2 separate regions of the Homo sapiens genome follow, and region 2 is linked to region 1. Evidence: chromatin loops called from intact Hi-C (ENCODE). Cell type or tissue: heart right ventricle. All regions are shown on one strand. Each heading gives the region's core, and the rest is flanking DNA. Links, peaks and the distances in the headings are about the cores only.

Region 1 (8,472 bases), core at 2,546-5,045:
CTTTGTCATAAAATCTTTGCCCATGCCTATGTCCTGAATGGTATTGCCCAGACCCCATTGTCTCAGTCCAAAAGTGTCTTAAGCTGATAAGCAACTCCGGCAAAGTCTCAGGATACAAAATCAATGTGCAAAAATCTCTAGCATTCCTATACCACCAACAGTCAAGACAAGAGCCAAATCACAAATGAACTCGCATTCACAATTGCCACAGAAAGAATAAAACACCAAGGAATATAGCTAACAGGCGAAGTGAAAGATCTCTACAAGAAGAACTACAAACCACTGCTCAAAGAAATCAGAGAGGACACAAACAAATGGAAAAACATTCTATGCTCATGGATAGGAAGAATCAATATTGTTAAAGAATCAATATCATGAAAATGGCCATTATTCTCAAAGCACTTCATAGATTCTGTGCTATTTCCATTAAACTTACTGTTGACATTCTTCACAGAACTGGAAAAATTATTTTAAAATTCATACGGAACCAAATAAGAGCCTGAATAGCCAAGACAATCCTAAGCAAAAAGAACAAAGCTGGAGGCATCATGCTACCCAACTTCAAACTATACTACAGGGCTACAGTAACCAAAACAGCATGGTAGTGGTACAAAAACAGACACATAGACCAATGGAAGAGAATAGAGAACCCAGAGATAACACCACACACCTACAATGATCTGATAACATGAGTAGCAATTCTAAGTAAGGGGACAGAAGGAATAAATAAAAAGCCTGAGAAGTCTGTTAGACCTGATATAAAATAATAAATCAAGAGAATGAAAAATCAATATGGATTTACTGCACAAGCTCATCTGGAATAAAAAAGAAGCAATTAGTGAAAAGAGCCAGTACAGTTTTAAAGAGACAAAACAATGAGAATAATGTGCTCCTCCTTCTAATATAAAAATAAACTGGATAGCTATTAAGATTAGAATAGCATTTCTCTGGTTGGAACCCTGACGAACAGCTCAATAAAAAATAATGAGTCCCAAAAGACACCCTAATTTAAAAAAAATGCTCAAAATAGGATAAAGGAAACATCACAAATCAAGAATGAAGTAGCATAGGGTGAGAAAGCAGATTGTTGTTTCACATTATATGCCCAAATAAAATCTAACCAAAAAGAATTAATGGAAACAAAACAAAAACAACAATTTTGTGATAAACTAGAACAGTATATGACTTTTAGCTGGATTTCAGTGGGAAATGGCTTCTTTAGCTTTAAAGTGATGGAAGAATTTACCACCACTCAGCCTTGCTGCGTTGCTCCGGCTGTGTTGGTCCACTCCGGGCACAACTAACTGATCACAAGGTGTCAGGGACTTTATTTCATCTTAATAAATTGTCTCCTGGCAAGTCTGAATGAACAGATTAGGACCTGATGTCTTAAAACAATGTTTATCATACTGTGATCAGTAAACCAGCTACATCTGAATGTCCTGAGGTAAACTGTTACATAAATAAATAAAAAGACAGAAATGTTTTAAAAAGATAAATTTTTAAGGAATTCTAGATTCTGTCTTAGGTATGTTGAATCATTATCTCTTGGACATACAAAATCAAAATAAGCTCAGGACACTACGCATTTTAACCACATTCTTAACACAATAGCAAGTTTTGAGAATTACTGGCTTGACAGAAGCACTGTTCAGTGGACCAGAAGGAGAGGCTTTAACAGAGATACTAGAACATAGTGGTGGTATCTCTATTGTGCCCTCCTAGGGATGCCCGGAGAAAGGTCCTGGTTTCTCATCAGGACAAGTCAGATTCTCTCTGAGTATGATAAACCTGCCCAGTCCCTGTCTCCCCTGCCTTTCTTTCTGGGTTTACAACCTGCAATTGGCATGGTTTGCTGAAAACCAATGGTTAGAGCGTAAAATAGAAATCTCTGTATATATTTTCTAGAAACAGCCTCCATCATTTGGATAAAAAGTGGTAATCGGCCATTTGTTACCACTGACTTTTGTGAGAAAATTACTGTTGAGTACATCTAGAACAATGAATTGACTTGCTCAATCTTCGTTTAACCTTCCTTCTAAGTTTGAGAGGTTTGAAAGCCAAACACTGTATTTTTCAGATTTCTTTGCCGTTAGAGTTCTGGAAGCAACTTAAGCTTTGTGATTAGATTGACTCACATGATGTTTGGATCATAGGAATGAGGTGAAAGCATCTTCCTGCATACGTGTTGGCTGAATCTGTTGGGAAACAAGGAGATTCTGAAGCATCTTGCCAAAAGACTACTGAGTTTTCTGGCCCCATAGACACCAGTGGCTTCTCGAATTTGGGAGAACTCCAGGGGTGGTCTCTGGGCCGGTAGTTTCCCTGGTGGGTCGCTTCTGCAATGTTCCAACAGCTGATGATTCCTGAAGCCCAGCCCAGAATGTGCTCCTTTAGGTTCAGCAGTGACTTTGTAAATGTCTGTATTAAATCCTTCCCTGCTTAAAATAAGCAGGGTGGGTTCTGTTCTTACCCCAAACTGTAATGGATACAACAATAATCAAGGGTTTGGAGAGTTCATCGTTGAGGTGTCTTGACTGGGTTTTAAATTTGTCAGTGAAACTGACAAATTTTCTTGAAGAAGTGGTAAAAGCTATTAATTTTATTAAATATTGGTCCATAAATATGTATCTTTTAAATTATCTGCATGATGAAATGGGAAGTGTGCAGAGAGCACTTCTGCTGTACACCAAAGTACAACATTCATTCAGAGGAAAAACTCTTGTCTGGTTGTTAGGGTTGTGAGGGTTGTAATCACTTTTTTTTTGGTGGAATGCTATTTTTACTTGAAATAACTGACAGATAAAGTAAGGTTATTCAGATTTGGGTGTTGGGTGTTTTCTAAAAAATAATCAGAATGAATGTGTCATTTCGAGGAAAACCAGTTGGTACTTGGTGAAAAAATACGAACTTTCAAGCAAAAACTAGAATTGTAGGAAATGTGTATTCACCACAGTGAGCTTGACATTTTCTTCACTTAAAGACTTTTCTGATATGATTAGTGATGAAATTACTACACACATTTTTTTTTTTTTTGAGACAGAGTCTCGCTCTGTCGCCCAGGCTGGAGTGCAGTGGCACAATCTCAGCTCACTGCAAGCTCCGCCTCCCGGGTTCACGCCATTCTCCTGCCTCAGCCTCCAGAGTAGCTGGGACTACAGGCGCCCGCCACCACGCCCGGCTTTTTGTGTGTGTGTGTGTGTGTGTGTGTGTGTGTGTGTGTGTGTGTGTGTGTGTATTTTTAGTACAGACGGGGTTTCACTGTGTTAGCCAGGTGGTCTCAATCTCCTGACCTTGTGATCCACCCGCCTTGGCCTCCCAAAGTGCTGGGATTACAGGCGTGAGCCACCGCGCCCGGCCACTAAACACATTTTTGATTGCACAATGTAATGTAGTACGTTAACACTTGGGAGGTCTACATAACTCAGTAGCCCATATTTTCCTGAGAAGTAAGGTTACAAAATCATGCACTGGTAAATATCTATGCAAAGTGGAAGAGAAACCAATAGATTTTAATGTAACTGTGAAGAAAAAGTTCACTGACACATTTGCAGATTTCACAGTGCAGCTCAACTTCAAGAAACTATCACTCGTCAAGTTTTGTTGTAGTATCCAGAAAGAATATCTACAATTATTTGAAAAGGCTATATATTTGTGGAGGTTGAAATTTTCTTCATGTAATCAACAGAAACAACATATTTAGATTTAATGTAGAAGCATATATGAGAACCCAGATGTCTTTTATTAAGCCCTATGCTATAGATATGCAGGATTTTAAGACAATGCATCTTATTGTTTGGAAAGCAACGCTACTTTTAATAATATATGTTATTCACCCTAATATGTAACAGGTTTATTGTTATTTTAATACATAAGAAAATACTAAAATTTTCTGCTTCAATTTGTAATTCTATAAATATCGATAGATATGGCCCATTTGCACAGAAATTCTTTACGGCCCTCGATAATTTTTAACAGTATACAGGGATCTTATGAACAAAAAGCTTGATAACTGCTGTTTTAGAGAACAAGCAAGTCAATACCACCTTCCGCCAGGAGATGCCGCCACTAACACATGTTGCACACTGACGGCTTAAATTTGAGGCTTCAGGGTCTGCAATACACACAGGTGACTTACATCAGTTTAATTTTTCACTTAAGCTAATGGTGAGAAGAAGACAATAGAGAGAGGAAGACCATCTCTAAGTCTTAATACAATTCAAAATGAACTTCTGATCAGACCTAGGCAGGGAAACAAGAAAAACAAAAGAAAGGATGATCTCAAAACTGCAGAGGGGAAACAATCACTGTTTATTGGCACCGCCTGCAGCAGCGAGCGCTGCCCTCTCCGCATCGGACCTCCAGGCTGGAGAGCACCCCTGGATTTCCAGCTATAAATGAGGTCAAGCTTTTTCCGGAAGGAAACTTTTCCACTGCTCTCGTTGCTCTTTACATAAAGAGCAAAATTCCTAGCCACGAACTTCAAGTTACTGTGAGACTTGGCCCTGACCCCAGTCGTACACCCTCCAATGCCCACAGACTGAATCTATTTCACCAAATTTACAGAAGTGGTTCTCTGAGCAATACTTCACAGCCATGGAGCTGTCTTAAACATGATGTCATTTCCCTAGTATCATGAAATATTATATAATATTATTTATGTAGCTTGTTCTCTGGGAAATCTGTTCTGAGAAATTGCGTCATCTCCAAAACGTAGTGCCCAACCACCTGGAATATAATTATGATTATTAGCGGCTAAATATTGTGAAGTCTCTGTTCCTAATTGTCCAGAACCATTAGCAATGCCTTAGAATGTGTATATTTCCCTCCCATATTGATGTCCCCGCACTTGAAAATAATCAATCCCTTCTAATTTACAGTTGCTGTGAAATATGAAATGTAATGATATCACTACCAACTGATATCAGTTCTGGAGCACAGTCATATTCTTTTCTGATTTTTCTTTCTTTGTTTCCTGTTCTTCATGTGAATCCTTTTTGCTGTGCTGATTTGGGCTCACTAATTTTTCCTCTGGATTTTCATTTCTCTGCCTTCTTCAAGGGAATCCCTGTGCCTTCTGCTGATTTCATATCTCCAGCCTTACTCTGGCTAACTCACACTCACTCCCCTCCTACCCACTGCCAGCCGAGAAAGGGTGGTGGCTCTTTCTTCATCTGCAGAAGAGGAATCTCATGTGTGTATGGGAGAGGAAAGTTCAATGCCCTGGTATGGGTCATTCATCAAATTGTCTTCTATCCTGCCTTCCAGAGATCTAGGTAAACTAGCTTGGCCATCAATGCCATGGCTCATCAATGTCCAAGACCCAATCTAAAAGATTGGCTAAGAATTTTGGGAGGCTTATGTTCACAGGGCCTTCTCAGTCTCCAGGCTTCTTATACTTCCAGTCTCTGCTTTGCCCTAGGATGCGTGAAACAACACCCCCTTTGAATTTTGCCTGAAGTCCACTGGCTGAAAGCATTGATGAGCATTGTGCACTTTGTGGGGTCATTTCAGGGGAGTTCAGAAGACAGCAATAGAATCAATTTTGCAATGGAATGGCAAGCAATACTATTTTCCTTTGTCGTCCCTCCCCTCACCTAGTCCCAGCCGCCTTTTGCTTTGCTGGCTGTTTTTATCCATCCTCCCTTGGCTCTCATCTCTTCTCTCATCTCTCCTCATCTTCCTGGATCGGTAAGTCCTCCCTTCTGCAGCTTGGCACCAGCAGGCAGAAGGCTGCAGAAGGGAGGGCAAAAGACTTACTGATCCAGCCTTCAGCAGGCATTTTCTTTTGGAAATTGATATGCTAATTCTAATATTATATGGCGATGCCAAAGACCTGGAACAGCCAGAACACTGAAAAAAGAACAACAAATTTGGAGGGCCAACACTCTCTGATTCCAAGAATTATTATAAATCTGGGTGATCTTTAGAAAACTCTGATGCCCAAGCCACACTGCAGAACCATTAAATTTCCATCTGTAAGTGTGGGGCCCAGCAGCAGGAGTTTTTAAAGCTCCCCGGATTATTCCTCTGTGCAGCCCAAATTTAAAGCTGCCCCAAGCCGGCGTATTTCATTAGTCCTCTAGAGGGCGCCCCAAGCTCGCAACTGACCGAGGAATGGCGCTTGCAACTAAATAGATGGTCACCAGACCTTCTGAAGCTGACTTTATCAGACAATCAGATAATGTGGGGAAAGAAGGAAGAATAAAGAATAGAAACAGCCGAGCGCGGTGGCTTATGCCTGTAGTCCAGCAGTTTGGGAGACTGAGGTGAGAGGATCGCTCGAGGTCAGGAATTCAAGACCAGTTTGGGCAACATAGCAAGACCCTGTTTCTACAAAAAAAAAAAAATTATCTGTGCATGGTGGCATGAGCCTGTAGTCTTAACTGCTAGGAAGGCTGAGGTGGGAGGATTGCTTGAGCCCAGGAGGTCGAGGCTGCAGTTAGCTATGATTCTGCCACTGCATTCCAGCCTGGGCCACAGAGTGAGACTCTGTCTCTAAATATATATATATATAAAATATTTGTATAAAATATATTACTATTATTTTAATATTTTATTTAATATTATTTACTATTTATATGTATTATATATATGTATGACTGATGAACACTACCACTGGCAGTATTATTTTTTTAGTTACATTAAGTATTTGTCATGTAGGGGAATTGAAAACAGTTTAACCGCTTTTGATTCTGTATCAATGGCATCCTTGTATGAAAAGAAACACTAATTCTAAATTAATCTTTGTGGCTAATGGGACTTTAGATTTAGCCTGGCCGTTGGAACCTCATCAGTCTTGGCTCTGGTTTAATCTTCTAAGCAAGCACTTCCACGGTCCTACATGTCCCTTTTGTTTCAGCCGTGCTGGTCTAATCACCTTTTTCCAAACTTGAGGTCCTACTGCCCCCCTAGGTTAAGTGGCACCTCCCTAGGCTGACTTCGACATTCCCCAGCCCTGTCACAGCTCTGGTCTGGATGCTGATTAGGAACTTGTTAACATCTTCCTGGCTCATCGATACCCCCTGTAATTTTGAATTGTTTTATGCCTTGACCGATCAACTAGAGTGTATACTTTGTGAGTCCCAGGACCTCATCTTTAATAATCATGAGTAGTACTTGCATATAGATGGTTGATCCATATTTGCTTGATGAAAATATTTGTTCTGGTTTGATGAGCTTAAAGTGAGTTTGAGAAAAGGGTCCAGTTTTACCATTTTCTCCCTAGGTCTTAGCATCCTGCCTGGAACAGAGAAAGCACTTAACACACCATTGTTGACTGAGATGTATGTGTCCATGTTCAGTACCTACTTGCACAGGAATGTGATTTTCCTTGAGCCTATTCCTTTAGGCTGAATCTTGCTCCCCCTCCCTCTCCTCCTCCTGGCCCTCCCACTTCTCATTTGCTTTTGCGTTCAGCTCTCTTAAAGGAACTACTCTGAATACATAGTATTTCCTCCCTTTATGCTGTGGATTGCCTTCCCTCCCTGCTTCTCCCCTCTTATCCTCCCCATCTTTCCCTTGTCTTTCTTATACATGTGTTTTTTGTTTTTTAAATTAATACATTAAATAAGATTGAGGTAGTGAGGAGTTAAGTAATATTTTAGATATTTGCAACAACTCTAATGCATCTGCATATATCTGTGGTTTTATTGGTGACAAAATCATGGGAATGGCCAGTACTGCTGTGGTTTATCAACCTACACTCAAATTGAACAAAATGTTACATTTCAGTAGAGTTTAGTGAAAATAAAAATGTGCTTCTCCCTCATGAATTCTCTTAATTCTGTTCAGAAACCCATGGTGGCAGGAGAGGTTTGTGATTCCGCAGGTTAAGAACCTCTTTTCTACAAAAATATGACAAACACAAGATTTATATTTAATGGTCAAATGAGTTCCTTTTCTTTCCTTGTTCCCTCCCTCCCTTCCTTCCTTCCTTCTTTCCTTCCTCCCTTCCTCTTTCTATTAAAACCATTTAAATTTTCAGAAAAGTTTCTAAGTTGCTATCTTTAAGTGCAAATTTCTATGGGAAACACCAGAGACTGCTCTCAGTAGTTCTCAAACTTAAGTGTGCATCAGAATCACCTTCAGAGCTTGTTAAACTTCAGATAACAGTTCTCCACTCCCAGCGCTTTGATGCAGCAGGAGCCTGAGAATCTGCATGTCTGACACGTTCCGGTAATGCTGATGTTACTGGTGTGGGATGCCTCTTTGAGAACCACTCCCTTTAAACCTTCAAACTCTCTCACACAGAGCCTGACATTCCGATGTTCTGGTGGTTTGAGTTGCAAGTGACCATCTTGGAAGGAGCATTTGCTGTAGTCAGGGTGGAGCAAGAAGCACCACTGGTGTGTGATCAGGAGGCGACAGGACTGTGGGAGACAAGCTTGGGGCAGACCCCGTGGGCACTGGAGGCACAGCTGATGTGGCAGATGACCAGGGTGTTTTAACCCGCACCCCTGGTCCTGCTGA
Region 2 (8,472 bases), core at 2,110-4,609, 1.5 Mb after region 1:
GGGAGAAATGACGAGGGCCCAAGACTTCATCCAATGCTGAGGCAATGGGAACAGAGAGATCCCGACAGATGTCCACATGCAGAGCACGCAGCAGGTGGTGGAGACTGATGTGTGTCAGGTGAAGGGAAAGGAACTCTAAGAAGGTACTTAATCATTTGTGAAACTGAGAGAAGAGTCAGGAAGTCAATGGAGATGTGGGGACTACAGGAGGAGAAAGAGGTTTGGGAGGGAAAGGACGGGATGAGTTTGAGGCATGCTCAGCTTAAAGTGCCTAATGGTCAGTCTAGCAGAGATGTCTGCCTAGCATTAGAGAATGGATCTGGAGCTCCAGAAAACTGATATGGGATGGATCTTGTATTCTCTCACACAAGAAGACAAAGTTCAATTTTGATTCAAGAGATCACAGAACCATTGTAATTGCAAAACAATGGAGCAATACTCCTTCTATTGATGGATAAAAGCAGGAAAGCTAATCTGGCAGCTGAAAAAGATGGCCCAGTGCCAGGTCAGACTGAGACATTTTTTGGTTTTGTTTTAGGGGTTCTTTGTGTTTTGGAGGGAATTGCAATTTTATTTCCTTGTTTGTTGTGGTCATCTAGATATTAACTGTCTCCTCCCCCTCCCAAGGATGTACTCAATTCCTAGGATCTGGTATAGACTTACTAATCACTGGTATGCATCTTTTTGTCTGCCTGGAGGCGACAAGATTGTGTTTTGTCACACTGGTTACAAGGCGAAAGGGTAAAAAGAAGGCAATTAAAAATAAAGTTATAATATAAATTGTACTGCTTCTCTCTTTGAAGGACTTCATTAGACCTATTAGGAGAGCTGTTTGATATGGTTGAGCAGGGTGTGCACTGAATATTTGTAGAAATGAATATTTATTATAAAAAATTTCAGGTAGATGGCAGAAAAATACCTTAAGGAAGGGGGCATCTTTTTCTAATTTGCACAAAGATACTGTCTGGGCTACTAGAAACTCTCCCTGCTGAAGATGGTTGGCTGCTATGAAACATAACAGCAGTAACATACAGTCATGTGTCGCTTAATGACGGGGAAACATTCTGAGAAAAGTATCGTTAGGCAACTTTATTGTGCGAACATCATAGAGTGACTTACACAAACCTAGATGGCATCATAGAGTGACTTACACAAACCTAGATGGCATAGCCTACTACACACCCAGGCTGTATGGTAGAGCCTATTGCTCCTAGGCTACAAACCTGTACAGCCTGTTACTATACTGAAAACTGTAGGCAACTGTAACATAATGCTAAGTAGTTGTTTGTCTAAACATATCTAAACACAGCATTCATGTTTCTAAACATATCTAAACATAGAAAAGGTAGAGTGAATGTGCAGTATTTGTAATCGTATGGGACCACCGTCATATATGCAGTCAGGAAATGTCATTATGTGGTACATGACTGTATATTCATTTCACCCAGGAATTAGAAGGCTGAAAGGAAACACAATCCATTTTCCAGTTGCTGGAACCACACTAAGAATATCAGCCTGGAATTCAGTCTTTAGCCAGTTTGAATTGTGAACAAATACAATTCAAGATATAATAATCAGGCTTAAAATCTTGTTGTAGTCAAGTGCAATGCTCTTCTACCAAAAGAGAATGTGTAGCATCTCCAGTTTCTGCTTATATCTTGTGGAACTGGAAAAGAAAGCCAGAAGATATCCTGACTTACTCAGTTTTTTGCTAGGATTCATACATCAATTCCTTAAGTGGAAGATGTTCTCTTACATGAATGTGTAGCATCAAGAACATCACAAGTAAGATTTTAATGTGGTTATAATTCATTCCAAAGAGAGAAATACTACTCAAATCCATTACATCTGAACTTGTTTGTTTGCTTTTTAATGTATTTATTGTCTGCTGTAAGCTCCTGAGAAGACAGAGGCTCTATCTCATTTATTGCCAAATCCTTGTTCCTAGAACAGTAGAATAGCAGATGCTCAACAAACCTTTCTCTTGTTCTGGCTAAGCAAATTTATTTAGCCTTTTAACCCAAGATTTAAAAGGATTTAGTCAGAATGAAAAGAAATCAGGAACGGGACCAATTTAAGGTTATACTGATAATCACATCGGTAAGTATGGTGAAAATTTACTGAGCAATTACTGTGTGCGAGGCCACTGTTCTGATGGCTTAAATATGTGGACCCATTGAATCCCCACATGACCCACAGAACCTCATGCAGGTTAAGAAATTTCCGCCAGTTCAGCCAGAGGGTGAGTGGCAGAGCTTGCATTGAAACTTGGGCAGCCTCACTCTACAGCCTGTGCTGTTGCCCATAACAGGCGCTTTAGCTGCTGCGTTTGCCTGAATGCTAATAGCCTTCCACTCCCTTTATTACCTTGAGACTGAGCAGTGTGGACAAATGCAGGTAGCTTTCTTGTCCTTCTTTCAAGAATGTTGGGCCAGGCGCGGTGTCTCACGCCTGTAATCCCAACACTTTGGGAGGTCGAGGTGGGTGGATCACCTGAGGTCAGGAGTTTAAGAACAGCCTGGCCAACATGGCGAAACCCCGTCTCTACTGAAAATACAAAAATTAGCCGGGCATGATGGTGGGCGCCTGTAATCCCAGCTACTTGGAAGGTGGAGGCAGAAGAATCACTTGAACCTGGGAGGCAGAAGTTGCAGTGAGCGGAGATTGCGCCACTGCACTCCAGCCTGGCCGACAGAGGGAGACTCTCTGTCTCAGGAAAAGAAAGAAAGAAAGAAAGAATGTTGTACCTGTACATTTAACTTGTTCAACAGTCATTTTCCCAATTACTCCATTTTGCTAGTGGCAAAACTCCTGATAAGCAGATGTTCTGTCCCTGGGCAGTTTCCTTTGGAAACTACTTGGTGTATGGAAGCTTCACACCCTTAGTTAGCTCAAATATGGCTCCATGCATGCATTTCGAGGCCTGAGGATCCATTTCAGCCCACCATTTTGAAAATGCTCATACAATATTAGCTTCAATGGGGACAAGGGCTTTGTTTGGTTGACGCTATAAACAAACAGTAGTTGGCACCAAGTAGACCCTCGGAAAATATGGAATGAATGAATGAAGCCATGCCCTGAGAGCCCTGAGACAATACGTGACACGTCCATACCCCACCCCCTCCAGTCAACAAGAACGAGAATGGCTATATTACTTATCTGCATTTTATTTTAGAGCAGTAACTGACTATGGAATTACAATAGTGTCTTTTTTCCATCTTCTTCAATTATATCCATAGTTAAAATATAATTAAAATTTCAACCTCACAAGATTTGGAAAGATGCAAAGTCAGTGGCTTCCTCTGAGGCCTTAGCTACCCCTTGTCCAGGGAAAATGCTGGCCTCTGGACAACTGAATCCTGACGAGAACACTTGCGCCGGTCCTCTACCTGAATTGCCAAAAGGGCCCGCAGGGAAAGGAAGGAATCACCATGTTTAGGGCGCCCTCTTCTGTTCAAAGGGCTGAAGCCCGTGGAGCCAGGGCAAGGCTTTCAGCGGATGAGCATCTTGGAGCAAACGTCAGAGAACCACATACTTTCATTCCTGGAAAGGGCTTTAGAGATGACTAGTTCAAACTACACATTACACATGGGAAACTGAGGCCCAAAGGGGTCAAATGCCTCATCCACGGTCACACAATTGGTTAAATCTCGAAAGAGGAAGAAACCGGACTCCCTGGCCCAGACCCCTCAGTAACAAGAGGAAAATGAACTCGTAACTCCAGTCTCTTATGCCTTTGTAAAAATCAAGAAAAATTAATCACAAATCTATAGTGCCAATTTCTTACGATTTATACCTTCAACTTCCTGTAATGTCACTATTCACATTTTCAATACGTTAACAAAGGTTCCCCAAGCATAGATTTCCTTAAGAATCAAAGAGAGACTTGCCTCTATTTTTTTTTTTTTTTTTTTTTTTTTTTGAGACGGCGTCTTGCTCTGTCACCCAGGCTGGAGTGCAATGGCATGATCTCAGCTCACTGCAACCTCAGCCTCCCGGGTTCAAGCCATTCTCCTGCCTCAGCCTCCCGAGTAGCTGGGACTACAGGCACCCGCCACCAGGCCCAGCTAATTTTTATACTTTTAATAGAGACAGGGTTTCACCATGTTGGCCAGGATGATCTCGATCTCTTGACCTTGTGATCCGCCCGCCTTGGCCTCCCAAAGTGCTGAGATTACAGGCGTGAGCCACTGCGCCCAGCCGACTTGCCTCTATTTAGTCCAGCCATTCCTTTCATTATTTTTCTCCACAGGCCTCATATTTGAAGGTTTTTAGTCTACCAAGCAAGCCACACTTTTAGAGTAAAAATGCATTTTCTCATTTAAAAAAGTACAGAAACAATGACCATGTATGAGACGTTACGCTACTGATATTATCAAATGAAATTTAAAATGTGAAATGCTTGAAACAGTGATTGATACATTATAAATATGCCAGAGATGTTCGCTATTATAATTCTACAATAACAATCAACAGTAGAAAGAAAAAAAGTACTTTTGTTAGTCTGTGCAGCCCTATGCAAGATTAATGTATCATTTCAATTTGATATTTTGAAATACTAAAAATAATAGTGGAGTTCAAAGGTAATTCTGGGGATACCTGGAAGCCAAAGATCCCTAGGTTGGGGCCAACTGCTGTAACCCATTAATCTCCCAGCCTGGGGTGGGGGGCTTACTCTGCCCTTACATGGGATTGTGATGCTCTCTCATCTAGTGCGTTGATGTGGGTGCCTTTGTATGAAGGGTGTGTCCTTGGCAGTCCTTCAAGCCTTCTTGCTACTCCACTAAAACAAACATATCCTATAAACAAATTCTTACAGATAGATAGCTGGAGCCTAATAAGGATGTGTTGAATGTTTGCAACTCTTTGCTAAGACCACAGGCTTCTAAAAGGAAAAGAAAAAAAAAAGCTAATTCCATTTATGTGATGTTCTAGAACAGGAATCACTAATTTGGTGACTGCCTTTGAGGCAACAGAATTGAGTTTGACTGGGAAGGGGCATGAGGAAACCTTCCAGAATGGCGGGGATATTCTCATCTCGAGAAGGGTTTGGGTTTTATGGGTGTCTGCATTTGTCAAGATTCATCGAATAGTACACTTAAGATCTGTGCATTTTGTTGTATGTTTTAAATTTAAAAAAAAAAACCATTGACAAATACTGAACTCTAATGACATGTATGCTGAACGATTTAGGGGTGAACTGATGTCTGCAACTTTGAAATGCATCAAAAAAGTGGATGAACTGATGGATGGATAGAGGGATGACAGAAAATATAACAAAAGATATATAGTAAAAAATAACTATGGCGGGCATCTGGATATTCACTGTATGATTCTCTCAACTTTTTTTTTTTTTTTTTTTTTTTGAGACAGAGTCTCACTCTGTCACCCAGGCTGGAGTGCAGTGGCACGATATTGGCTCACTGCAACCTCCGCCTCCCGGGTTCAAGCGATTCTCCTGCCTCAGCCTCGCGAGTAACTGGGATTACAGGCGCCCACCACCACGCATGGCTAATTTTTGTATATTTAGTAGAGACAGGGTTTCACCATTTTGGCCAGGCTAGTCTTGAACTCCTGAACTTGTGATCCACCCGCCTCAGCCTCCCAAAGTGCTAGGATTACAGGCGTGAGCCACCACGCCCGGCCATTCTCTCAACTTTTATATTAGAAAATTGTCACGATATGTTGGAATGAAAACAATTAAGGTAGATGTAATCATTTATTACCTTTAAACATGTTATGCCAACTTATTCAATGTTCAAGCTTCTGCTTTGTAAAAGGACATTTTTAACAGTTCTAACCAAAGAAGGCTGCAGAGTGGAAAGCTAATACCTTGGTGGTACTCTTCTCCACCAACATGGCTGGATGGTAATTACCTGTGACACATCCTTCCCTTTAGACTCTGTGCTGCTGGAGGGCAGGGAGCATGAGGCATTCATTTCATGAGCCATGTGTTTGTGGTGGGCACTTAATTAAGATGTGGTAAGAGCAGAGTTTCTGAGTCAGAAGGGTTCAGATTTGAGTTCTGCAACTTACTGGCTGCATGACCTTAGGCAACGTACTCACTAACACAGAGCTTCCATGTCCTGTCCGTAAAAAGGAAGTCATCTCCATTTGGCTGTCTGGAGGGCTCAGTGAGGTGATGTGACTAAAGCACAGTATCTGGCTCCTGAAAAGAACTTCAAAAATAGTAGCCTGTGCCTGAGACTGAGGCAGACCTGGATCTTTGGGCCCTAACAGAACTACTGGAGGACAAATTCCCAAAGGAATCACTAAATGATGGCTATTTCATTTCATCAAGACTGAGGTATCATGTCAACCCATTTCTAGGACAAAACTTCAGCTGCTGTCTTGGTCTGCTTTATCCACACCTGACCTGTCACTTACAATGTACATTCTGAGGACCAACATCTCCAAACATTGTCCTGGGGCAGGAGCATCCTCCTTACTAGAAAGCTCAGGGCCTCTGAATCAGAATCTGCATCACAACAAGATCCCCAGAATACTGAAGTTTGAGAAGCTCTGGTCTACATTAGATGGTTTTCTAATGGCTCCCTGTTGCCACTGATAATAAAGCTCTCTTGTCTTTACCAGAGCTACAAGTCATCCCTGACTCTCTTCGTCTTCCTTATTGCCCTTAATTTCTTCATTCTTTAGGATCTGCCCTCAGTGCTACTGGTTTTATTGTCATTAAAAAATATTAACGCAATGCTCAGACTTCCTCAATTATGAATATGGTAAAAAAAATTAACTTATGGACAATCTATTCTAAAAATACTAAATATATGGACACGTGGATGCAGCACTGTAGTCCTCCTTATTCACAGTTCCACTTTCTGAGGTTTCAGTTACCCAGGGGCAACCACGGTCTGAAAATAGGCGAGTACAGTACGATAAGATATTTCGGGAGACCACATCCACGCAACTTTTGTTACAGTATATTGTTATAGTTGTTCTACTTTATTATTAGTTATGAATCTCTTACTGTGCCTAATTTATAAATTAAACCATATCTTCAGTTTTTTTGTATAGCAAAAAACATATGTACAGTATGTGGGATTTGGTACTATCCAAGGTTTCAGGCAACCAGTCTTGAATGTAACCCCCCATGGATGGCAGGGGAGGGGAACTACCATATTTAAATTTTTAAAAATTGATAAGGTTTCTTTTCTCAGCTGGTAGGTTTTGTGTTGTTATGATTTTATAAGCTCAGCCACATGCAAAATCGAGTCAAGACACCTTGGCCAGGCAGGTGAGGAAGCTTATGTAGCCCCAACCTTGCCTTCTGCCACTCTGCACCCCATATTCCCTTCTCCAAGCTCTCACAGCTCTCTGCACCTCTGAATAGCTCTGGTGACACTAGGATCAGTGATTTGCCTGTCCTTCTCTCACTGCTACCTGAATACTGTATTTTCTTTCATAAAATAGCATCCTACCTGAATGCCTAGTGCTGACTGGAAAATATGGAGGGAGTGTTGGCATTGGAAATTACAGCTTTGTAACTATTAGGGTAAAAACTAGTCTAGGCAAGAATCATTAATGGATGCACAGTCTTAAATTGTCTCCTCAGAGATGGTCTTAGAAACGAAAAAAATAGTAACTGTACAAGGCAGAAATCAGGCACTACCAAATGTGATATCCCTCACACAACCCCCAAATAAAACATTCAGCTACCAAAAAGGAGGACCCTGTTCTTAAAAGACAGAAAAACAAACCCTAAGAAAAATATTCCAGGTTAAAGGATACTAGAATCATGACAACTAAACCTAATCCTAGGCTGGATCCCATACTAGAACGCAAAAAAAAAAAAAAGTTATAAAACACATTATCAAGTCAATTGTCAAATTAGAATACCGATGATAGGTTATTAAAAGTACTGCATCAGTGTTACATGTACTGCACCTGCAACTTTGTTACGTTTGAAATTATTTTCAAATAAAAGGTTTAAAATTTACAAAAAAGTATTTCTTTCTAAATTAAAAAAATAACCATTTCAATATATAAAAATAAAAATATATTTAAATATAAAAATAAACTACCCAAAGGCATGTTTCTTTAAACAGGTAAATCACGCTATCAGTAAAAAAAAAAAAGTGCAATAGAGCAGCCGGGTGCGGTGGCTCACACCTGTAATCCCAGCACTTTGGGAGGCTGAGCTGGGTCAATCACCTGAGGTCAGGAGTTTGAGACCAGCCTGGCCAACATGGTGAAACTCTGTCTCTACTAAAAACACACAAAAAAATTAGCCAGGCATGGTGGTAGGTGCCTGTAATCCCAGCTACTCGGGAGGCTGAGGCAGGAGAATTGCTTGAACCTGGGTGGCAGAGGTTGCAGTGAGCCGAGATTGTGCCATTGCACTCCAGCCTGGTCAATAAGAGCAAAACTCTGTCTCAAACAAAACAAAACAAAACAAAAAAACAAAAAAAAAAACTGCAATAGAGCTTGTGAGAAGCTGCCAGGAACAAGGTGAAA

The links. Peaks named below come from ENCODE experiments on the same cell type or tissue, not always from the same donor. Only the 100,000 strongest peaks of a DNase experiment are listed, where the experiment ranks them.
Region 2: a loop joins it to region 1, with 13 times the contacts of the local background. A loop is called at or near these places in 10 of 110 quality-filtered maps.

The regions. Positions count from the first base shown.
Region 1 is chr20:16,798,051-16,806,522 of GRCh38, forward strand. No RefSeq gene overlaps it. Among named protein-coding and RNA genes, the nearest start is that of OTOR, 54 kb to the left of the region's middle. In heart right ventricle, for the core only: a CTCF peak has its summit at 4,058 (motif pointing right); a DNase peak (open chromatin) is centred at 4,061; H3K27me3 peaks cover 902 bases.
Region 2 is chr20:18,273,477-18,281,948 of GRCh38, forward strand. LOC124904876 (a long non-coding RNA gene) reads left to right here. Exons shown (of 3, transcript XR_007067544.1): 3 at 6,331-6,595. Among named protein-coding and RNA genes, the nearest start is that of ZNF133, 11 kb to the right of the region's middle. In heart right ventricle, for the core only: a CTCF peak has its summit at 3,461 (motif pointing left); a DNase peak (open chromatin) is centred at 3,445; H3K27me3 peaks cover 1,655 bases.